5 separate regions of the Homo sapiens genome follow, and all the other regions are linked to region 1. A link is a contact called in ENCODE Hi-C or POLR2A ChIA-PET data. All regions are on one chromosome and are shown on one strand. Each heading gives the region's core, a stretch centred on a gene start or an enhancer-like site at or near the end of the contact. The rest is flanking DNA. Distances are from core to core; before and after follow the strand shown.

What was found. A loop is a pair of places that touch in the nucleus more often than their neighbours do. ChIA-PET counts read pairs that join two places held with the same protein, here RNA polymerase II (POLR2A). Pooled maps may share reads with other maps.
Region 2: a pooled map shows a loop between it and region 1 (2.7-fold over the local background). The contact joins the promoter of HYKK here to the enhancer-like site in region 1. A Hi-C loop is called at or near these places in 2 of 37 single-sample maps with no recorded cell type and 13 of 50 pooled maps.
Region 3: a pooled map shows a loop between it and region 1 (7-fold over the local background). The contact joins the promoter of CHRNA5 here to the enhancer-like site in region 1. A Hi-C loop is called at or near these places in 4 of 37 single-sample maps with no recorded cell type and 7 of 50 pooled maps.
Region 4: a loop to region 1 is called in a map with no recorded cell type, with 5 times the contacts of the local background. The contact joins the promoter of CTSH here to the enhancer-like site in region 1. A Hi-C loop is called at or near these places in 1 of 168 maps with a recorded cell type or tissue (B cell), 10 of 37 single-sample maps with no recorded cell type and 6 of 50 pooled maps. POLR2A ChIA-PET finds 5 or more read pairs at or near these places in 1 of 52 experiments (activated B cell).
Region 5: a map of ascending aorta shows a loop between it and region 1 (2.9-fold over the local background). The contact joins two enhancer-like sites. A Hi-C loop is called at or near these places in 1 of 168 maps with a recorded cell type or tissue (ascending aorta) and 7 of 50 pooled maps. POLR2A ChIA-PET finds 5 or more read pairs at or near these places in 2 of 52 experiments (AG04450 and activated B cell).

The regions. Positions count from the first base shown.
Region 1 is chr15:78,760,267-78,763,016 of GRCh38, reverse strand. It overlaps ADAMTS7 (ADAM metallopeptidase with thrombospondin type 1 motif 7), which reads left to right. Exons shown (of 24, transcript NM_014272.5): 23 at 452-614. Among named protein-coding and RNA genes, the nearest start is that of ADAMTS7, 50 kb to the left of the region's middle. Within about 2 kb of position 1,321, at least 16 of the 41 ENCODE cell types and tissues checked have a DNase peak (open chromatin) inside an H3K27ac peak, as active enhancers do; they include B cell, where a contact is called at or near this core.
Region 2 is chr15:78,506,235-78,508,984 of GRCh38, reverse strand. HYKK (hydroxylysine kinase) reads right to left here and starts at 1,408. Exons shown (of 5, transcript NM_001013619.4): 1 at 1,314-1,408.
Region 3 is chr15:78,564,138-78,566,887 of GRCh38, reverse strand. CHRNA5 (cholinergic receptor nicotinic alpha 5 subunit) reads right to left here and starts at 1,368. Exons shown (of 6, transcript NM_000745.4): 1 at 1,063-1,368. The coding sequence starts at 1,168. RefSeq lists a silencer at 1,081-1,170 and an enhancer at 1,981-2,170.
Region 4 is chr15:78,943,662-78,946,411 of GRCh38, reverse strand. It overlaps CTSH (cathepsin H), which reads left to right and starts at 1,366. Exons shown (of 12, transcript NM_004390.5): 1 at 1,366-1,521. The coding sequence starts at 1,431. RefSeq lists silencers at 1,164-1,513, 1,951-2,245 and enhancers at 1,096-1,634, 1,635-2,173, 2,634-2,683.
Region 5 is chr15:78,904,990-78,907,739 of GRCh38, reverse strand. No RefSeq gene overlaps it. Among named protein-coding and RNA genes, the nearest start is that of MORF4L1, 33 kb to the right of the region's middle. Within about 2 kb of position 1,364, at least 6 of the 41 ENCODE cell types and tissues checked have a DNase peak (open chromatin) inside an H3K27ac peak, as active enhancers do.

The sequences.
Region 1 (2,750 bases), core at 72-2,571:
CCTGGCGGGCTGGGCCCCGGCTGTGAAACTGTCTCCTGCCCTCCTGCCCATGGGCTGCGGCAGGTCCTCTGCCCTGTCCCTCGGGCACAGCGGTGTCTCGCCCACATCTCTGCCCACTGCTGCATCAGGGCTCCATCCCGGCGCCCCTGCCCAGGCTTCTCAGGCATGTCCTGTGTGAGGGGCTCACTGCCCTGCCGCCCCGAGGGCTGTCCCACGGTTCTCACGCCCCTTCCCTCTGCAGGAGCCGATCCCACAAGTGAGAGTGGGGTTCCAGCACCAAGTGGGCTCTAGGAATGGGACCAGGTGCTCCAGGAGGCACTGAGGGGGCGGCTGGGAGCAAGGCCAGGCCAGTCAGGCACAGGGCGCAGGGACGGCTTCCCAGAGGAGGTGTCCCTGCCCCCACTGCTAGGGCTGGCCCTGGAGACACTCATTCCTCCCCCGCTCCCCTCAGTGCTCAGGCCCCTGTGGTGGTGGTGTCCAGCGGCGCCTGGTCAAGTGTGTCAACACCCAGACAGGGCTGCCCGAGGAAGACAGTGACCAGTGTGGCCACGAGGCCTGGCCTGAGAGCTCCCGGCCGTGTGGCACCGAGGATTGTGAGCCCGTCGAGCCTCCCCGTGAGTCCCCTGACCCCAGGCTCCCTGCTGAAGTGAGGTGGGGTGGGGAGGGTGATGGGGAAATGGGGTCGTCAAACCATTGTGCCCACGGCACTGGCTGGTTCCATCTGTAGTCTGGGCTCAGGAGCCACATGGCCACTGAAAATCCTGATGCCACAGGATGCCATGCTGGAGGCTGGGCTGTGCTGGGAGTCAGTCAAGGGGAGTCCCGGCCACACAACATCCCATAGGCAGCTGTCTGACCTTGGGGGAGTAGAGGGAGTGGCCCTGGCCCCTGATTTGCTGTGTGAACCTGGGTAAGCTCTTTCTCCTCTAGGTCTCAGTCTTCCCACAGTGAGACCAGGGATGTCCCTGAGGCTGTGTGAAAACTGGGCCTGGGTGAGTCCCTGTCCCCAGCCCTGGCCTGTCCATTCCCTGGCTAGAGGACTGCCTAGAGTGAGCAATGGAACCACAGGAAGGGCCTCCTTTCCAGGGTCCTGCTAATGAGGTAATGGGGTTTGAGGCAGGAAGGGCCTCCCTTCCAGGGTCCTGTTAATCCCAGTGGTGGGGGGTTTCCTGGCCAGCTGGGTCCTGGTGGAAGGGCCTGAGGTAGAGGTGGTTCTGGACACCCCTGCCGCCGCCTCCAGCATGTGTGCGTGCGCGCACACACACACACACGCCAACACACACACACACAGTCATACACTTCCTTCCTGCAGCCCCAGCTGCTCCCGGAAGTGCTGAGGGCAGGAAATGGGGTGGCCCTGGAGTGTCACCTAGGCTCCCCTCACCAGCTGTGTGGCCTTGGGCTCCATTTCCCTCTCAGGGCCTTCATGTGCTGAATAAAGGGGCTGCCAAGCCCCATCCTTGCATAAATGAGGTCTGGGCATGAAGCACGCAGCACTGCGTGGGGATCCAGGTGGTGCTCAGGGAAGGTGGCTTTTTCCCCTCCCCCACAGCCACTGTCATCCCCAATTGCAAGGTCAGGGAGAGGGCCTGGGGCTGACCCTGCCAGTCTAAGGAATCCAGAAGCCGTGGCGTGAAGAGCTGTGTCCCCTGTGCTATTGGCTGTCTGCTCCCTGCCCCTAGGACAGAGTCCTCAGCCAGGGCCCTCAAGCTGGCATTCAGGGCCCCCTGCAATCTCCCCGGTCTGCCTTCTCCCCTTGTCCAACGCTGCCTTCTCTACCTGTGCCAGCTCCTGGGCAGCCCTCATTCAGGCTCAGAGTGGCCCCTGCCATGCCTCGCTGCCCTGCCTCTGGCATGGGTGGTCTTCCTGCCTCAAACCTCAAGGCCCAGTGGCAGCGCCCCCACCCTGTCCTGCCTGCCCTCAGCACGCACCCAGCCAGCATCTCAGAGCACTCCTATGTGCTACCTGAGCTGGGTGCTGGCACCACGTCTCTCACCTTTATGGCTAGGGCTGGCCACAGGGAGCGGGGTGGTTATGATCCCAGTGGGGGAGGACCAGATGGGGCAGAGAACAGAAACTGAGGCCCCTGGGGGCCTAGAACCAAGGACGGATGGCCCAGGAGGCTCTGGGCTTGCAAGGTCTCCCAGGGGCGGGTGTGAGTGGGCTGCAGGGAGTGGGCTATGGGGGCTGGTTAGGTGGCTGAACTAGAAGCTGTCCTAAGTGAGGAGTTTTCTGCCATCAGTGAACAGTGGAGGGGGGCTGGGAAGGTGTCTTGGACTTGGAGACCTGGAATTCCCAGATGTTCTGCTGGTCTGTGGGACAGTTGGCGGGACATGTGGAAAGCTGGGAAACTCGTGTGTGTGTGCTCACTGCAGTGACACAGCATGGCCACATCCATTTGCTGTGGAGGTGGGGTTGACAGAGGAGGGAACCGAGGCCCAAGAGGTGAAGCAGCTTGTCTGAGGTCACCCCGGGCGACCAGGATGCAGGCCTGCAGATGTGCACTTTGGAGCTCTGCCTGGAGCTGGGGTGGAGGAGCCTGCCTGCTGCCTCGTGCCCTCTGCCGGGCCTGGGGGATGTCCCAGGCCCAGGGCTGGCTGCTGCCTTCCTGCTCCTCCTCCCCAGGGAGGTCTGCTGGAGTAAGCAGGGCCCGGGTGGCAGCTGGGGGCTGTCAGCAGTGGCAGTGGCATCAGGAGCAAGGCCAGGAGGCTGGAAACAAGCCACTTCCCAAAATAGCTCTGATAACCACG
Region 2 (2,750 bases), core at 159-2,658, 250 kb after region 1:
CTTCCAACTCCTGGGCTCAAGGGATCCTCCCACCTGAGCTTCCCAAATAGCTGGGACTGCAGGCAGGTGCCACCATGCCTGGCCTTTTTTTTTTTTTTTTTTTTGGAGAGAGAGGGTCCCACTATGTTGCCCAGGCTGGTCTCGAACTTCTGGGCTCAAGCAATCCTCCTACCTTGGTCTCCCAAAGTGCTGGGATTACAGGTGCAAGCCATCATGGCTGTCTTTTTGATTTTATTATTTTTATTTTTTTAGAGACAGTGTCTCGCTATGTTGCCCACTCACACATTTTTAAAAATTATTAACTTTTTTTCCTACTTCATTGAAAGGGAGAGGAGGAATTCAGGTACTATAGGCTGTTGGTCTATATATCCGGCCAACAGTATTTAGCTCCTGAAAAAGCCCGCAGGAAGCAAGTGTGATTTCCAACTCCAAGATCTGCGTCAGAATCTCACCACCTTTGTCCTGCAGCCGGGAGGGGGCTGGAACTTAAGCTCTGTACTTTGTGCAAAGTATACCAGACAAGAAACAGGAGTCATTCTTGATTCTTTCCTGTCCCTCACTCCCAACGTGTAACAAAGTCTAGTAAATTCTACCTTAGCATGTCTTCCAACTCTACCTTTCTTCTCCTACATTCCCTTTTGCTGCGTCCTTCCAAGGGATTATACCCAGTCAATCTCTGTATTCTCAGCCCCTAGGCTAGTCCCTTATTTAATATTAAATGGTGAACCAAGGGTGACCTTCATTCCACAGACTCACGGGGCAGTTCAACCCCAAGGGGATCATGAAACAGAAAGGTGGGGAATCTAGCATCTGCAGTTTTTCAAAGACAACAGTGCATTACTAGGTGCTTTTAAGGGTCTTCCTGGTGGGTGAAGGGGAAAAAGTGGTGGGTGAGCGGGCTGCAGAGGGGCTGCTGAACCAAGAGGCAGGAAAAGAGAGGAGGAGGGCGCATGAGTAAGTGAGGTTCAGCGGAGCTCAGAGACTGCTCCCAGTAGACACCGGCCAGGCGCCGGCACAGCCCTCGGCCAGCGACCCCACACAGACCCGGGAGGGCTGGCCTCGACAGCTTCTCGGGTGCCACGCTTTCATTCTGGGGGCCCAGCTCAGCCCTCCTAGGTTACAGGTGAGGTCCGGGAAGAAGGGTGACTTGCCCATCACGCACGCAGCGAGCTGAGGATAGCGCGGGCTGGAGGAGCCTGAGGCATAGGACTCCCGGCTCCACACTTGCAGCGAGCCTCCCTGCCCTCGGGGGCGACCCCGACTCCCGCAGCGGGGACGCAGGGCTCGTCTCTGCTTCCCCCTCCTTGGCTCACCGGCAGCGACCCGACGTCCTGGGGTGGATCCCGCTTTCCCGCAGACAGGTAGTGCGGCCTCGGCCGCGCACCGGCGCTAGGAGGTAGAGCAGGGGCCGCAGCGCCCGCGCCCCTCCTCCAAGCCCCGCGAGTCCTGACTTCTGATTGGCTCCTCCCGGTCCCTCGCCGCCCAGTCAGCGCAGACTACTGGATTTTTTTCCCGGCCCCGCCTAGGAGGCTGCGAACAGAAATTCAGAGATTCGGCTTCTGTTGACTTTCTGCAACTCCGCCCAGCCTTCTCACAGTGAGTATCCCAGTCAGAATCCGGCTACCTTTTCATGAACCGGACTCCTTATTCCTGATTGGCTCTCCGGGTTGCCGCCCCACCCCGAGTGGGCAGGCTTTCGGCTCTTGAGTGGCACCTCCGAGTTTCGCAGGGTCCACGTTGTCGTGGCGGTAACACTGACAGCTCCTCACCCGCATCCACGTTTTTGTTTCCTAGCCTTCATTCCTTCTGTTGGAGGCACGTATCCTGGAAGTGATACGCTTAGAAAGCGTGGCCCCAGAGAGACTCGCAATCCCAGCCCCAGGAACTGTAAGGGTCCTGATTGGAAGGCCTGAGTAAGGCCTGGCTGCGTTCCGCAGGAGGATGCTGGAATGTTAGAACCCGAACAGTTTAGGCAGGGCGCAGATGGCTCACGCCTGTAATCCCAGAAATTTGGGAGACCGAGGCGGGAGGATCACCTGAGGTCAGGAGTTCGAGACCAGCCTGGCCAACATGGTGAAACCCCTCTCTACTAAAAATACAAAAATTAGACTCAGGGGGTATGTCTGCAGCTGCAGAAAGATGTATGGGAACAGACACACAACTCTCCCTCCGAGATAAGCACAACAAAGAGACACAGAAGCAGTCCAAGCCTCTGATAAACTCTCCCACTCCGAATCCTTAAAAACTTACTTAGTCTGTAAGAGAGTGTGCCTCTGACCTAACTTGGCCAGACGCCCCTCTCAGGTTTTCTCTAAAATAAACCTCTTATGACCACCAAGCCACTTTTCGTGTTTCTTTCCTCTTTCTTTAATTCTTACACCGAGTAGTTGGGATTACAGGGGCCCACCACCACGCCTTTATCTAGGTAGTGGAATCAGTGGGCTCTCTTTCTGCAGGAAAGTCCGCAGAGACCCCATGATTTTCAGAAAGCTGCACGAGATTCATGGAGTAACAGCCAGGTTAGTTGGATGGTCTTAACTGTTAAGGGCATGAGGCGCTGATAAACAGCTTGATGCCCTTCTCCAGCCAAGCAGGACTTCTCCGATAAGTCAGAGCCCTCTATCTACTGTAGGCTACTGGAAGAGAGTCCTGGGTACTGGTCCACTCATGCCTGCAAATTGGTTTCTTATTTTGTTTTTGCCAATGCACATCCACCCTTTGTTTTCTGTCAGGATATAACACACTCGGAT
Region 3 (2,750 bases), core at 119-2,618, 200 kb after region 1:
CCTGGCTCCAAAATCACATTCCTTTCTTTCTGTTTAACTCTCTCTGCCCAGGATTTTCTTCATTTGTTTAAATCACCCTCCATCTTATTTCTCTTCGGTCTACACTAAGCAATACATCCTGCAATGAATTATTCTAGTCTTATTACTTCCTAAAATCAGGAGCCATAGATTAAAAACCTTAACAAAGGAAAGGCAAGAAAAGGTTCTTGCAATATTTCCACTATTTAAGAAACTCACTCATAAAACCTGAAATACAGACGTAGTGAACTTCTGTAATCATATCTTGCTTAACGGATGCTTAGCTTTTCTACGTTTAGATCACACCATAGCTGCTCCACAAACGTGTTTTTCTTCAAGGTATTGAGAGAACTGACTCTAAAACTTTCCCAAGCACTTGAAACATGTAGGACTACGCGATTTCTTTTGTTGTTTCCATTCCTGTCCAAAACCTCTTGAAAAACAGCAGGCTGAAAAAAGCTGTGCTCTAAGGAGCTAGTGAGGAACTCTGGATGCAAACGATTAGCCCCGAAGCCAGGGAAGTTGGCCGCCTAGCCTGCTACAACACACACCTTTCATCTCCGGCGAAAGGAAAGGTTTTCAAATGCTGCGGTGGGTAGGGGACAGGGATGGAGGAAGAGGCGGCGGGCAGGAGGTGGAAGATAAGTCCCAACCCCTAGAATGAACCCCAGAGTCTCTATATCCCGTAAATGGGCAACAAAATGGGAAGCTTGGCTGCCACCAGGACAGGAAAGCCCTGCTGGACAAGAGTGGCATCTTTTACTGAAAAAGTTGTGTGGAAGTATACGCTAAGCCAGCCTCGTAGTCTCCAGCGATGCAGGTCGTGGAACAACAAAGAAAACCCACCCAAGTAGCCCTTTCTCTGCATTTAAATGAGCAAATCTGGACATTTAAACTGAAACCTCACTCCAAGCCCCCAGGAGAAAAAAACCCACCTCCCCTCGCAACCAGGTTTTCCGGCGGCCGTCGCCTGGCGGCTTCCTGGGCACCGCGATGTGGAGTCCGGGCCAGCTCCCGCCCCGCCCCTCTGCAGCCCGGGCTTACCTCTCTGCGCGCCGCCCGCCGCGCCCGCTAGACCGCAGCGCCCCGCGACCAGCTGGACCAAGAGCAGCAGGCGGAGCGCGCGGGGCCCTGACCCCCGCGCCGCCATCGCCCCGCGCCCGCGCGGGACCGCGGGCAGCCGCCTCTCGACCGCCGCGCGGGGAACGCGAACTCTTGGGGAATGGAGCACTGAGTGTGAGTCGTGAGACAAAACGAGGGCAGACGCAGCAGAGGGGCCGCTCCGCGCCACAGCTCCCGCCGGGACAGCAGCCTCAGCCTAGCAGCTTCTGGCGGGCTCGGGACGCATGTGGAAGCTCCCGGCGCCTAGCCCCGCCCCTATTTCCCTCTGGCCCCGCCCAATCCTCGCCTTGTTCCTTTTGGCCCAGTCCGGTCTATTCATAGCCCCGCCTCCGATCCCCACCAACCCTTTCCCCACCCCGCCCCGCCTCTGGTCCAACCCTGTCTGCTCCTAGCTCCTCTTTTTCCACGCCTGGCCCAGCCCCATCGCCCTGGCCCCCGCCTCCAGGCCTTCCTTTGGGCAGGTGCGACCCTGGAGCAGAGTTCCAGGAAGGCAAAGACTTGAGGCTGGCATCGCAGGCGCGTCCTTCTCTAACCACCGGATGTCCTTGGCCTAGTCACTGCACACCTTAAGATAACAGCTATTCATTGATGTCTGCTCTGTGCTCAGCACCAAAAGGGGAAGCAGAGGGACAGATTGCTCCCAGCTGATAGAAAATGTAAATAAAGTAATTCCGAGTTGTGATCAGAAAGAAACAAGCTGGAGGCTGGGGCAGAATCACAGTGGTGGGGGACTTGCTCCAGGCTGCAGCGCTCTCCATGGGCCCCGCTGCCCACTCAAGTCTTTCTCACCAGGAAGTACCAGTCGCAGCTTGACTGCCTCCTGGGGCTGTCGTGTCAGCCAAGGGGTCCCCACCAGGAGACCTGTGTTGTGGACCAGCGAGACAACCCTGGGCAAGTCACTTTCCTCTCTGGGCCTGTTTCCTCGTCTGGAAGCGAGGAACCGAGGCAGATAAACTAGAGGACTCGGGAAGGTACAGCTCTGACACTCACTCAAGCCATCCCCGGAAATGATATGCAGTCGCCTCAAACGTGGGCATCGCCCTCCGTGTTGTCATCAATTAACATTTGTAAATATTAGTGACTATCTGCTACAGACACTTAGCACCTCTGGTGGAGATTGGTGCCGACTGCTGGAAACCCGTCTCAAATCCCTCCAGACCCTATATTTCATCCTCTCTGTCCATAATTAGAAAGCTTCATTTGGCTGAAGGGATTCAGGCGAATTATCTTTAAACTTCAGTGGCAGAGGGAGCCGCTGACTCTTCACAGAACGCTTTATGGAGGTGACACCTCTAAGACTCATTGTGAGCAAAAATTTCACTCCACCCTCCAGACTAGTAAATCTGTGAAAAACTAAACCTGGTTGCAAAGAATCTAAACAGCAAAATTCAGTGAAGATGCTCTTCTTAGGTCCAAATACAGCTGGAAAAATGTAAATTACATCCAATGGAGCCAATCTGTTTAAACAGGACTTAAACAAAGGGGCCACAGAAAAGGGATGCACAAGATGTTAACCAGATTAGTAATTAATTGCACTTCTGCACAGAAATGAAAGACAGTACCTATCATCCTTTCACTGCAAATTTACATTTTACTCTGAAGAATTTATG
Region 4 (2,750 bases), core at 117-2,616, 180 kb before region 1:
TGAGGGGGCAAAACAATTCACAAGGAGGTCGTCTAGCTTCTTCAGTTGTAAGTCCACTCCAAGCAAAAGGGAAGCCAGGGAAATGTGGTTAACCAGGGCAGGGAGACGTGGGGAGTGTGGGGGAAAGTCTGAGGTGGAGACACACAGGGACATGGGGGGTATGAGGTGGGGACAGGCAGGGAGATGGGGGTGCAAGGTGGAGACACGCAGGGACATGAGGGGGTGTGAGGTGGGGACAGGCAGGAAGATGGGAGGTGCAAGGCGGGGACAGGCAGGGACATAGGGGTGTGAGGTGGGGAAATGCAGGAAGATGGGGGGATGTGAGGTGGGGACTGGCAGGGATATGGGGGTGTGAGGTGGGGACAGGCAGAGACATGGGGGTGTGAGGTGGGGACAGGCAGGGACATAGGGGTATGGTGGGGATAGGCAGGGAGATGGGGGGTGCGAGGTGGGGACAGGAAGGGACATAAGGCTGTGAGGTGGAGACAGGCAGGGACATGGGGGGTGTGAGGTGGGGACAGGCAGGGAGATGGGGGGTGCGAGGTGGGGACAAGCAGGGACATGGGGAGTGCGAGGTGGGGACAGGCAGGGACGTGGGGCGTGCGAGGTGGGGACAGGCAGGGACATAAGGGTGTGAGGTGGAGACAGGCAGGGACATGGGGAGTCTGAGGTGGGGACAGGCAGGGAGATGGGGGGTGTGAGTTGGGGACAGGCAGGGAGATGGGGGGGTGCGAGGTGGGGATAAGCAGGGACATGGGGGTGCGAGGTGGGGACAGGCAGGGACATGGGGGTGGGAGGTGGGGACAGGCAGGGACATAGGGGGTGGGAGGTGGGCACATTCAGGGAGATGGGGGTGTGAGGTGGAGACAGGCAGGGACATAGGGGGAGCGAGGTGGGGACAGGCAGGGAGATGGAGGGTGCAAGGTGAAGACAGGCAGGGACATGGTGTGAGGTGGGGACAGGAAGGGACATGAGGGGTGCGAGTTGGGGATAGGCAGGGAGATGGGGGGGTGCGAGGTGGGGACACGCAGGGAGATGGGGGACGTGGGGATGGCGACAGGCTGGGAGAGGGAGAGGCCAGGCTGAGACCTCCCCGCGCGGTGCCAGCCAGTCCAGGCAGATCCAGGACTCAGCCAGGCCTGATACCCAGATAAGCCCTTCCTCCCAGAGGAGATAAGGGAGCGACGCGGCCGGCCGACAGGTGAACTAGAGCTGGCGAGTTAGTCGGCGCCGCCCCCTCCCGCGAGCCCGGCCTCGGGGGAGTACCGCCCACCCCGCCCCGCGCTCGCTCCGCCCCGCGCTCGCTCCGCCCCTTCGCGCTCCCGCCGCTCCTCCACGCTCGTGCCGCTCCCCCCCCGCGCTCCCAGTTGACGCTCTGGGCCGCCACCTCCGCGGACCCTGAGCGCAAGAGCCAAGCCGCCAGCGCTGCGATGTGGGCCACGCTGCCGCTGCTCTGCGCCGGGGCCTGGCTCCTGGGAGTCCCCGTCTGCGGTGCCGCCGAACTGTGCGTGAACTCCTTAGGTACGCAGAGGGCGCGCCGCCCGAGAGGGTGCTAGCAGGCCCTAGAGTGGACGCTGGGAGAACTTGGCCAGGGGCGCACTGGGCTCCGGAGGAACGGGGCAGAGCTTTCCCCGGTGAGAGGCCAGGAACTCTGCGTGCTGGCACGGGGAGGGGTAAACTGCATTATAGGCGGGGGTTCTCGGAGGGTGGGCGGCTTGTAGGACCAGAGGAGCAGATGGGCTGAGTGTCCAGGGTCCCACCTAGCCAGGTGGCTCTCCAGCCTAGAATACCAAAGGAGCCCGCAGCTCCTTCCGCCTTCCTCAACTGGGGACACAGAGTGTCACACAGAGGACTCTGATCTGTCCCTGCCAGAGGTGAGCAAGGACGTCCCAGCCTTCTCTAGCAGCTTCCCCCGGGACTTGGCACACAGGGGATCCCCGTAGTGTCTTGGGAGTCCCATCTGTAGAGTAGGTTGGACGGGCTGTTTGGAACAGTGAATCCCTGTGCAACGGCACCAGGGAAAGCACTCAGACCAACAGCGCTTTTAACAGCACCCCAGGGCCCATGGCGTCAGGTGGAGCCCCAGGACTCCTCTTGTTGGCCAGATTGGCTGCGACTGGTCCAGCTTCGTGCTGCCCTTGCATCCTGTCTACTGCCCGGGCTCAGGCACCTCCCCTGGCTGAAGGCAAGGAGCCTGCTCTTCCCTACTGCCTCCCTCCTTTCCTACTGTCCCTGGTCCCAGCCTCAGCCCACAGGCTCTGAACTTAAAGACCACCTGCCCCCTTCACCGAGAAAAGTAGCCAAGAAACAACCCAAGGAGCCAAGAACCTAGGGAGGGGGGGTGCCCTGAGCTCTGGAGGAACGGGACAGGGCTTTCCCCCAGCTAGAGGCTCAGGGGATGGGACAGAGATCACTGAGGCTGAATCTGGGCCAGAGGGTTGCCTCATTCCTTCCCACCTATTTATTTAAAAAGCTCCCCAGCCTTGCAAACCTCAGTGGGCGCCCAGCTCCAGGTCAGTTCCCGCCTAAGGAAAACCTAGCTGCCGCAAGCGAGGGCTGCCTGGAGAAGGCTGGCGCTGAGAGGCTGTCTGAATTCCAGAGCAGGGCTTGGCAAACTTTTTCTGTGAAAGACCAGACGGTAAATAACTTAGGCTTTATGGTGGTCTCTGTAGCAACTACTAACTCTGCCATGGTAGTGTGATAGCAACCATAGATTGTATGTAAGTGAGTCAGTGTAACTGGGTTCTAAT
Region 5 (2,750 bases), core at 115-2,614, 140 kb before region 1:
TCCAGTAACTTCATAACCAACTCAGTCCTCCCCTTAGGATGCTAGGCATCCATATACACCCTTCCACACATATTTTAATCACCACATAACACCACCACTTCATGCTGTGGCCTAGTAAGATACAATATCCTTCATACAAAGGTAGACACTCTCATCCTCTTCACCAGTGTCAACAGTCTGTATCCCTCCCTGTGCAATGTTAATTACTTTTCTAATTCAAATGTAATCCCATCTGATTATTCTATAACATGAAAAAAGGCACAAAGCTGTTATAGTCCTTGTCTTCATCTTGTCTTCATAACTGGTCGTTAAGACCCTATGTAGTTGATATTTCTTCCTCTTCCTGCCTGTTCCATGTTTCCTTTGCTCTCAGCCAGCACCTCAGCTGTTTTTGGTTTTGGTCTTGTTTTGTCACCAGATAGGGTGACTTCAAAACTCATTCCTAAAAGAATGTGAAACCTCAGTGGTCTTGTGTTTTTTAACTTATGTACTTTTCTATTAAACTTTACCTAGGAACACAGAAGTACTAAGACATATCCCAGAGAATCCTCTGGGTTCCAGACATGGTCCTTTCTCTCCTCATTGTATATAGCAGCACCCAAATTTCTTCTTGGTAATCAGAGCCGATCATCTCAGCCAGTACAGTACTTCTCTTCTTTGCCTGTTGGCTCGGTGGTATGAGATGACCAAAATAGCTATCTAACTTCCAATCCAACTGACCCATCATGTTGCCTGGATGACAGAATTTCTCCTTGGGAACCAAAACCTCTATACCAACTGAACGCAAAGTTACAGGAATGGGAAGCACACATTCTGTAATTGGTTTGTGATAGTGAGAAGCCACTCCTATTAATTTCCAAACCTGTGCATTCCATGAGAGATCACCATCTATGGGCCATATTCACAGCATATACTGCATCCTTTAATTAAGAACCTCAACTTTTCAGGTCTCCCAACTGGCACCACAACTGACTCCTCAATAGCTCATTCCATTTTCTCAGGCTGATAGTGTATGCCAGAAGCAATGTTACACGGAATACCATGAATAAAGGTTTCTGGGTTCACGGATGATTGTGTTAGCAAAAGCATTAGACAGGGAAAGTATTAATATTATATTAATAAATCCAGATATCCAGAATGCATGTCTATTCCAGTGAGGAAAAACTGGCATCCCTTTGATGATGGAAGGGGTCCAACGTAATTAACCTGTCACCAAGTGGCTGGCTTGTAACCTCAGGAAATACACCATATCAGGGAATGGCAGATTTGGCAATCGCAATGGCAAGTAGCCAAGTGTTCAGGTCACCCACTACTACATAGCAAACCACTCCAAAACTTAGTAGCTTGGAACATTATTTATCTGACTCACAAGTCTGCCATTAGGGTAGGAGCTGGAGGGGACAGCTCATCTCTGTCCCATTCTGCATCAGCTGGGAGGGCTCAAAGACTGGGAGCTATAATCATCAGAAGGCTCACTCACGTCTGGCAATGAGACCCTAGCTGGGGACGTGGTTAAAACACCTACAATTCTTCTTACACGAGATGACACATGGAAGCCTTGTCTACCATGAATGCCCTTTGGTGAACTTTCATACAAGACACTAATATCTTCACTCTGGATCTAAAGAGGCCCATCTACATAACTCCTCCTCAGAAATCCTTGCATCAGTCTTCCATATTGTGTAAGGCAGGTCAATATTTGAAAAATTTGCGTGACTCAGTAAATATTTTCCAAATGACCAATGCAAAATCTTACAAAACCATGTATGAGCAAAATATCCATGCAAATACTAAATGATTCTAATCTAACAATTCTAATGTAACAATTTTTTTAAATTGTGATATGCTTTCACAGTCCACCTTGCAATGAACATTTAAGAAACAAACTGTAATCCCAGCACTCTGGGAAGCCGAGGCGGGCGGATCACGAGGTCAGGAGATCGAGACCATCCTGGTTAACTAAAAATACAAAAAAATTAGCTGGGCATGATGGCACGTGCCTGTAGTCTCCGCTACTTGGGAGGCTGAGGCAGGAGCATTGCTTAAACCCGGCAAGTGGAGGTTGCAGTGAGCCAAGACTGCACCACTGCATTCCAGCTTGGGTGACAGCGAGACTCCATCTCAAAAAACAAAATAACTTTTTCTCCAGTTTGGGTTTGCTGGTAAATTTTCTAACACATTTTTCGAGTTTTGTCTGAAAATGTTTTCTTGAAGGGTTTTTACTGAGTTTAGAATTTTAAATTGCAGTTTTGTTTCAGCTTTCTAAACATACTCCATTGCCTCCTGGCTTCCATTATTTGCATTGTCAAGTCTTTTTAATTGGGATGCCTTTAAAATTGCCTTTAGGTTTTAATTATATACGCTTTTTTTTTTTTTTTTTTTTTTTAAAGACGTCTTGGCTCTGTTATGCAGGCTGAAGTGCAGCCTTGAACTCCTGGGCTCAAGCAATCCTCCCACCTCTGCCTCCCAAAGTGCTAGGATTACACTAATTAAGCTGCAGTGCCTAGTCTTAATATCTTTAACTGGTTATTTTTGTCATGCTTAAAGTTAACACTTTATTAACAGTTCTGCAAAGTCATCAATCTCGATTATTGCCCCATTCGCTCCTGCAATAATTATATTTTCAGTTAGGTTTACCAATGCATTGTCTATCCTTAATGTCTCTGTCCCTCAATATGCGTATTTGTTTCCTGACCTATCTTCCCACTGTTAAACCTATTGAGTTCCTATTTTAGCTACTGTGTTTTGCA